Linked DNA regions of Homo sapiens: all the other regions are linked to region 1. The links are chromatin contacts, found by Hi-C or POLR2A ChIA-PET in ENCODE. All regions are on one chromosome and are shown on one strand. Each heading gives the region's core, a stretch centred on a gene start or an enhancer-like site at or near the end of the contact. The rest is flanking DNA. Distances are from core to core; before and after follow the strand shown. Region 1 holds the start of ATL2 (atlastin GTPase 2). Region 2 holds the start of FEZ2 (fasciculation and elongation protein zeta 2). Region 3 holds the start of CEBPZOS (CEBPZ opposite strand).

Region 1 (2,611 bases), core at 36-2,535:
GGTTAACATCATACCAAAATGCTTTACATTTTATCCAGCAAAACCTTTACACACCGTAAAAAAAGAAATCTTAAGACACGAGCTCGTATCTGTATTTAATAATAAACTCTTATCTTGGCCGTACTTACCAAATCGTAGGCTTTTACTATTTATAAGCCTTTGAAAAAACTTTATGCCTTTCTTAAGTACCATCAAAATTTTCAATCAGGATTTCATGCGATCAATTCGCACCACAGTGAGAGATCAAACGCTAAACTCCTATAAATAGGGGTGTTATGAGTGAGAGGGATACACTGCGCTGCCAACGCAACTGCGTCTTCGAGGGGGCAGGGGCGCTCCTGGTACACGTACAGTAGGAGCTCACATTCAGCAAAACCAGGGAGCCAAGGATCAGGTGACTTCACACTACAGACACTTTCAGAGTGATCAGGCCTTACTATCGTCCAAGTGACTCGTAAACGGCTCATAACCCCAGTTTGACACGAAAATCTAGACTTGCACCCTAGCCACGCACAACCCGCGCGAATGGGTTCGGGAGCCGAGGAGCCCCGAAACGCGAGCCCGGGGACAGAGCCCTGGCCTGCGGACTGCGGTTCCCTCCAGGAAGGGTGTCTAAGGAGCTTTCGGACCCGGCAGCAAGGTGTCTGCTCCCCGCGCGACCTCCTCCTCCGCGGGGCCCATCATGCCCTGGCCACCCCTTCCTCCCTGTCCGCGTAAGGGACAGCGAACGCCCACCAGCTAACGGGTCGCCCCGCCGCGTCCGGAGCTCGCCGGACGGAGCGGAGCCGCAGCCGACCTCCCCGCGCCCCGGGCAGGCGGCCACGGCTCAAGGCCGCCCCCTAAGGTCGGGGCGGACACGGCGGCAGCCACGCGGCGGGCTGGCGGGCAGGGGGCCGGGCCGGTCGCAGACGCGCGCGCCACTGGTTCTCCCAGCAGCTACTGGAGCCGCGGCCCACGAGCCGCCCTTTCAGGCCGCGCGCTGCGGGAGCGCGGGGCGCGGCTGAGGCTAGGCCCGGCGGGCAGGCGCGGCGGCGGGAGGAGACCTGAACCAGCCGCGGACTCCGACCCCGCCGCCTGCGGCCGGTGCCCGCGAGCCCGAGCAGCGAGCGTCTCTCCCCATCAGGGCCCCGCGGCCTCTGCCTCGCTGGCCCGTACCTAGGGAGGTCGTGGACGAGACGTGGTTAACCGCGGCGCTTGGGTCGCTGGTCCGTCGCCGGCGCCACAGCCCCTGGTGCGGTTGCTGCCCTCGCGCTGCCTCGTCCCCCTCCGCCATCTTGTACCGATTTAAAATTAACTCCCCACTGACGTCAAACGCCGCCGCCGCTTTATCAACCTCCCGGGAGCCGGCGGGGTGGCCGGCGGGTCCTAGCGCCGCTCTCCGCCTGTATCTCCTCGCCCTCCGCCTGTATCTCCTCGCCCTCCGCCTGTATCTCCTCGCCCTCCCTCCGCCCCCGCCCCGCCCATCGCTCGCTCGCTCCGCCCTCGCCCTGCCCGCCTGCAGATCCGTCTCCCCGGCTCCAAGTTTCTGGTTGGACTGGGGCGGGGGTGTCCCTGCCGCCGCCGTCTCACACCCCCACCTCCCTGAGCTCAGCACCACACCCCCTTAGCGCTGGGCCAGGCTCTGCAAACGCAGAAGGGAGCTCCAGAGAACTAAGTCCCTCCCTCCCAATTCGCTTTACATCTCTAATCGTTGATTCGTGCGTCCTGCACGTGAGGTGGCTTTCGCACCCCTTCTCTCCTTTTCATCGCCCCCTCCTCATCACAGCCATTCCCCTCCTCTCTCCCCATCCACCCCCCAAGTTGTTGCCAGTGCCCTGCTTTTCCTCTTGATCTTTTCTTTCCTCACCCAAGTCCCTACTGTTGCTTCCCCTCCCCCCCACCATCCTAAGGTTTGTTTGCATTCGCTCCCCATCTACTTATGAGACCTTCCCCCATCTTCTCAACTGTGTATACCCTGGCCCTGTGCTCCTAGCACCTTGCAGAGGCATGCCAGAAAGCACTCTAATCGGAAAATGAATCGTGGCAGGTTCTTACCTAATTGTGATGAACCTTCTTCTGGGGATCCAGTGACATCCAGTAGAAAGTTCAGGTCACTTTTTAAATTACAAGTCAGCCCGTGGAGGCGTCTGTGAAACATGATCCCTTTGGATTTTTACCATACTGCCAGCTGCATTAGAAATTCCTCTTCTCCAGTAAAAACAGATGTCCGGGTGTACAAACAGCTGTTTTGTCCAGGTCTTTTCATAAGTCTAAAATTCACAGCATGCACAATCTCTAGAAAAGCACTGGTGTTATTAAAGCTTTCAAAATACCATTCTAGGTAGGGCATGGTGGCTCACGCCTCCCGGGTTCAAGCAATTCTCTGCCTCAGCCTCCGGAGTAGCTGGGATTACAGTCCCCCGCCACCACACCCTGCTAATTTTTGTATTTTTATAGACACGGGATTTCACCATCTTGGCCAGGCTGGTCTTGAGCTACTGACCTCGTGATCCACCCGCCTCAGCCTCCCAAAGTGCTGGGATTACAGGCGTGAGCCACTGCGCCCGGCCCATCCAAATATATTTCAACAGAATATGGAGTTTGTCATCATTGTCACATAAATCTAGGAGAA
Region 2 (2,611 bases), core at 61-2,560, 1.8 Mb before region 1:
TATTTACCATCTTTTGGGGGTAAAACCATGGTACCTAATTACAACTCTTACTTAACCAAATTATAATTGCGGCTCAGGTGGTTTAAAAAGTGCCCTCAGGAACTCTGCGCCTCACCTCTCCCAGCTGTGATAAAACCCCGTGAACCTCCTATCATTGCTCTTAGGTGATTCTGTAATTATTAATATTACTTGTGTATGCCTTGGTCTCCCCACCAGACCATGCGATCGTTACCATCAGTAAGCAGGGCCCTTCGTTTTCGTCTCTGTGGCGGCTCGCACTCTACCAGGGCTCCCGGGTGGGTCCCACAGATTCCTGTGCCCTAAATGCTGCCTCGCACGTTGGTACTTATGCACAGGCAATATACTCCACCTAGAACGTTAGACTTTTTTCCACCTGCCAGGCACACTCCCACTCATCAGTCAGATCTCGTTTGCACATTTCTTTATAAAGTCGTTCCTTACTCTCCCCAAGACACACGCTTTTAAGTCTCTCACATTTGGTACATATAACCATTGCAGCGCTAATTACATCCATACATGTATTTGTTTACAAATCTATCTCCCATCCTACGTTGTGTCCTAAGTGGGAGGGACAGTGCCCAGTCGTTTTGGTGTTCCCTGTGCGAAGCAGCGCCTGGCACTCAGCAGGTGCTTAATAAATGCGACTTGAGTGAATGAATGGCGACACACGTGCCCCAGGAGGTGCCCCAGGAGGTGCCGTCTCTAACTATGGGCTCTGCATGGGCGATTCCCTTCTAATACAAACGAGGGTTTGGTTTGCAGGAAGGAGGGCGGGAGGTACCGAGGCGGAGGTTTTCAGGGCTCGTGGCGGCGGGGGGCAGGGGATTTAAATTGCTGGGCGAGCCGAGGCCGACGGCCGGAGGAAGGAGGCGAGAGGGCGGGGACTCCCGCGTCCGGGCGGAAGGAGGGCGCAGGGAGGAGCTGCGGCCGTAGGGCTGCCGGTCGGGCGAGGGGTAGGGGAGGCTCCCGCCCACTCCCGGCCGGGGCCCCGCACTCACTCGTCCCCCTGCAGGAGGCTGCGCTCCGTGATGGGCCGCACGGCCGTCCTCGGGGGCTCGGCGCCCGGATCCGAGGGGCGGAAGCACAGGCTCAGCTTCTCCTCCAAGCTGCAGGCCGGGGCCGGGAAACCGTCGGCGCCCCCACCCGCCTCGGCCCCCGCCTCCGCCCCAGGCTCGGGGCTCGCGTTACAGTTCTCCTGGTCCAGGAGGCTCCGGGCCGGCTCCTGGAACTCATAGAAATCCTGCCAGTCCCCGTCCGCCGCCATCGCCGCCCGGAGCAGTCGCGCGCCCCGCCCAGGCCGGCCCAGCCCGCCCAGCCCGGCCCCGCCCCGGCCCGAAGCCCCGCCCCCGCCCGCTACCGTGCTGACAGATCCCAGGCTGTCCCAACCCTGGGTCTCCGGTGGCCTGAGTCTTCCTGGAGTTGAACGCGGTGCTACTAGAAAGCCAAGACCTTAACTGCCTTGAGTCACTTCCTATATTCTCTATCATTTAGGAATAACTTCCCTGTTAGCTTCCCTTATTAGCAACTTGGCCTAAATGTGGCTAAAATAAAGGACTTCTTTAAACTTACGACCTAATATCAGATTACGCCCCGAAAGTCGTTTTCCCCAAGGTAACCTGCTCCTTTCCTAACTTGCCAACCAGAATAACAGCCAGAGTCAATGGGAAATGTTTAGGTGGTACCGAAGTTCATTCCTCAAATATTTTACCTCTCACGTGCAAAGCACTGGCTAGATCCTGCAGAACATACAAAGATAATTATGCCAGTTAACATTTGCAAAGCACTTAGAGCAATGCCTAATAGTAGATACCCTATGTGTATGTTATAACTAATACATGGGTGCCCCATACACAGGGCTTACAATGTCGGAGTGATAAGAGTAACAAGAAATTGTTTAGACCTCATAAAAACTAAGTGTGATTGGGCGGTTCAGTTTTGCAAGATGAAAAGAGTTATGGAGATGGATGGTGGTGATGGTTCCACGACAGTGTTAATGTGCTGAATGCCACTGATCTATACACTTACAGATGGTTAAGATAGTAATTTTATGTTTATTTTACTACAATACAAAAAAATTGGAGTAGGCCAGGCGAGGTGGCTCACATCTATAATCCCAGCACTTTGGCAGGCCCAGGTGGACGGATCGCTTGAGGTCAGGAGTTCAAGACCAACCTGGCCAACATGGTAAAACCCCGTCTCTACTAAAAATACAAAATCTAGCTGTCAGGCCTCTGAGCCCAAGCCAAGCCATCGCATCCCGTGACTTGCACATATACACCCAGATGGCCTGAAGTAACTGAAGATCCACAAAAGAAGTAAAAATAGCCTTAAGGATGACATTCCACCATTGTGATTTGTTCCTGCCCCACCCTAACTGATCAATGTACTTTGTAATCTCCCCCACCCTTAAGAAGTTTCTTTGTAATTCTCCCCACCCTTGAGAATGTACTTTGTGAGATCCACCCCTGCCCGCAAAACATTGCTCTTAACTTCACCGCCTGACCCAAAACCTGTAAGAACTAATGATAATCCATCTCCCTTCGCTGACTCTCTTTTCGGACTCAGCCCGCCTGCATCCAGGTGAAATAAA
Region 3 (2,611 bases), core at 36-2,535, 1.2 Mb before region 1:
AAGTGCTGGGATTACAGGTGTGAGCCACCGCACCAAGCCCCAATAGCTTTTTCATCTTGCTTTGTCATCCTGGTACTTTTAACACTGATATTCTGGTATTTCAAACCAATGTAGTGGAGCCTTGCTATATGGTCTGAAAGTTTTTGTTCTCCCTAAATTCATATGTTTTTCACAATTTATGATGCTTTAGTTACACAGATGAACCACATGGGCTGGACTAGGGGTGGGGCGGGTGTTAGGAAAATTGGGGCAATCACAGAGCACCTTGCAGAGGCACTTCCTTTACTTGGCGTGGACAGAGTTAGCTCCAGCTATCACCCCTTCTCTAAAACCTTTACAGATTCCTCGGATTAGAAGCAAGGCCCTTATCATTGTGTACTTTCCATCAGTTATTTGTGGTAAATACCCCTAACTAGACTAGAACTTCGATGAAGGTAGATCTGTGCCTGTTTTGGGTGTTCCAGGCTTTGTCTTGCACACGGTACTTCAATATACTTTTATATTCTTTTTCTCTTCTCTGTTTCCATGTCCCCTTCGCGCTTTCTCAAGTGTTACTTTGCAAACGAATTCTTTAGGGATCTGGCTAAAATGCAGTTTCAGATTCAGTAGTTCTGCATTTTTTTTTTTTTGAGACAAAGTCTCACTCTGTCGCCCAGGCTGGAGTGCAGTGGTGCGATCTCAGCTCACTGCAACCTCCGCCTCCCGGGTTCAAGCGATTCTCCTGCCTCAGCCTCCCCGGTAGCTGGGACTACAGGCGCATGCCACTACGACCAGCTATTTTTTTTTAAACGTATTTTTAGTAGAGACGGGGTCTCACCGTGTTAGCCAGGATGGTCTCGGTCTCCTGATGTCGTGATCCTCCCATCTAGGCCTCCCAAAGTGCTGGGATTATAGGCGTGAGCCACCGCGCCCGGCCTAGTTCTTCATTTCTAACAAGTTTTCAGGTGATGCTTATGTTGGTAGTCCTCTGAGACTATCACACTTTAAGTTTCAGGGTGTTAGAAAAACGACCCAGAACAGGCTACACGTAGTCAGTTTCCTGGGTTTAAATGTGAATTCTGATTTTACTAACTGCGATTGTGGGCAGTGTAAGCCTCTTGCTTTCTCCGTAAAATGAGATACACTCAGCACCTGTTGCATGTGTTATTGCGAACATTCCGTAAAATAATGTACATAGAGGGCAGTCAGGTTCGGGTCGCGGTCAGAGTACAATTAATAGTAATTACGAATGTGGGGGCGGAGCCGACAACGGAAGGGGTGGAGCGTCGCCAACCGTTGCGCATGCGCAGTCCCCCTTGAACGCACCTCAGGTAAGACTCTGGCGAGTGGCTTCCCATGGGCGGTCGGATTTCGGGGTCCCTAGTGCGACGAGAGTGGGGCGGTCTTCTGCGTGGGGCCTCGTCACAGTTCTGGGGGCATGTGGAGGATAGTCAGGTGTCACTGCCTTAATTCACTGGAGGCGAGTGTTTCCGGGTCGCTAGGCGGCCGTGGTCTGGCGGCCGGGCCGTGCTCCGTGCGTGCCCGCGCGTGTCGCCTGCAGGCCCGGGCCTAGCGTTCCGCGGGCTAGGGGAGAGCTGAGGGCAGCCGAGGGCACCAGGGAACCGGGGGAAGCGGGAGCTGGGTGGGACCGCGGCAGGAGCCGGGAGCCGGGGGAGCGGAGGCGGCCAGCTCTCGGCCTCTGTTGAAAAGTCGTCCTCTGCACAGCTAGGCTGGGAGAGACGTTGCTGCTTGAAACCGCGTAGCCTGCAGACGCTAAGCTGGGAGGCCGCCCCGATTCCCTGGAGCGCATCCCGGGATAAGGGGCTTCCGACCCAGCATTGCACATTTGGCTTGAGCTTGTGTCCCCGAGTCAGCGTCTCAGCCCCGTGTGATGTTAACTGCATGACACACAGCCCTGCGCCGAATCTGTCAGAGGCGGCTTCGTGTTAAACTTCACCTAAACTTCCCGGAATGATGCCTTTCCCTGTGCCGAGAAGGCAGGCGCTGGTCTGCCGTGTCTCCCTTGCCGCAGCTAGTAAACCTCACTTCTTTGTGGGTGGACAGGTGTATCCCTGGTGGTCTGTAGCAAAGGAACTTGAAGTTTTATCAGCCTCCTGAAGCCGAGAGCCTCAGTGCAAAACGTATATGTATTTTTAAAAAGGTAAATACTTTGTTGTACGGTGTTATTTGGAGGCAGCTATGCTCACCACTATACACCAAGGCAGCCGTACAGTATTATTCGCACTTTATTTTCTTTTCTTTTAACCCTGGCCTACAGATGGACTTTATTTCTTAGCACCACCCTCTCTTAAAACAAAATTTTACTTCGATTCCTTGAATAATGGAACTGGCTGCAGGCGGTCTTTGTTCATTCCTTGAACATTAAAAATAACCCCAAGAGGCCGGGCGTGGCGGCACACGCCTGTAATACCAGCACTTTGGGAGGCCGAGGCGGGAGGATCACTTGAGGTCGGAAGTTAGCCTGGCCAACATGGTGAAACCTCATCTCTACTAAACATACAAAAAATTAGCCAGACGTGGTGGCACACGCCTATAATCCCAGCTACTCGGGAGGCTGAGGCAGGAGAATCACTTGAACCCGGGAGACGGAGGTTGCAGTGAGCCAGGATCG

The links. Hi-C counts contacts between places; a loop is a spot of excess contacts on that map. ChIA-PET counts read pairs that join two places held with the same protein, here RNA polymerase II (POLR2A). Pooled maps may share reads with other maps.
Region 2: a loop to region 1 is called in a map of B cell, with 23 times the contacts of the local background. The contact joins the promoter of FEZ2 here to the promoter of ATL2 in region 1. A Hi-C loop is called at or near these places in 1 of 168 maps with a recorded cell type or tissue (B cell) and 5 of 50 pooled maps. POLR2A ChIA-PET finds 5 or more read pairs at or near these places in 1 of 52 experiments (CD4-positive, alpha-beta T cell).
Region 3: a pooled map shows a loop between it and region 1 (10-fold over the local background). The contact joins the promoter of CEBPZOS here to the promoter of ATL2 in region 1. A Hi-C loop is called at or near these places in 7 of 50 pooled maps. POLR2A ChIA-PET finds 5 or more read pairs at or near these places in 3 of 52 experiments (Panc1, WTC11 and endothelial cell of umbilical vein).

What each region holds. Positions count from the first base shown.
Region 1 is chr2:38,375,988-38,378,598 of GRCh38, forward strand. ATL2 (atlastin GTPase 2) reads right to left here and starts at 1,286. Exons shown (of 13, transcript NM_001135673.4): 1 at 1,156-1,286. The coding sequence starts at 1,273. RefSeq lists enhancers at 378-879, 880-1,379, 1,206-1,455 and silencers at 706-1,205, 1,426-1,585, 1,656-1,705.
Region 2 is chr2:36,596,858-36,599,468 of GRCh38, forward strand. It overlaps FEZ2 (fasciculation and elongation protein zeta 2), which reads right to left and starts at 1,311. Exons shown (of 8, transcript NM_005102.3): 1 at 1,020-1,311. The coding sequence starts at 1,285. RefSeq lists enhancers at 452-1,379, 1,380-2,306 and silencers at 760-1,119, 1,160-1,379.
Region 3 is chr2:37,195,211-37,197,821 of GRCh38, forward strand. It overlaps CEBPZOS (CEBPZ opposite strand), which reads left to right and starts at 1,286. Exons shown (of 5, transcript NM_001322374.2): 1 at 1,286-1,310. It also overlaps a transcript of SULT6B1 not described here. RefSeq lists a silencer at 1,120-1,259.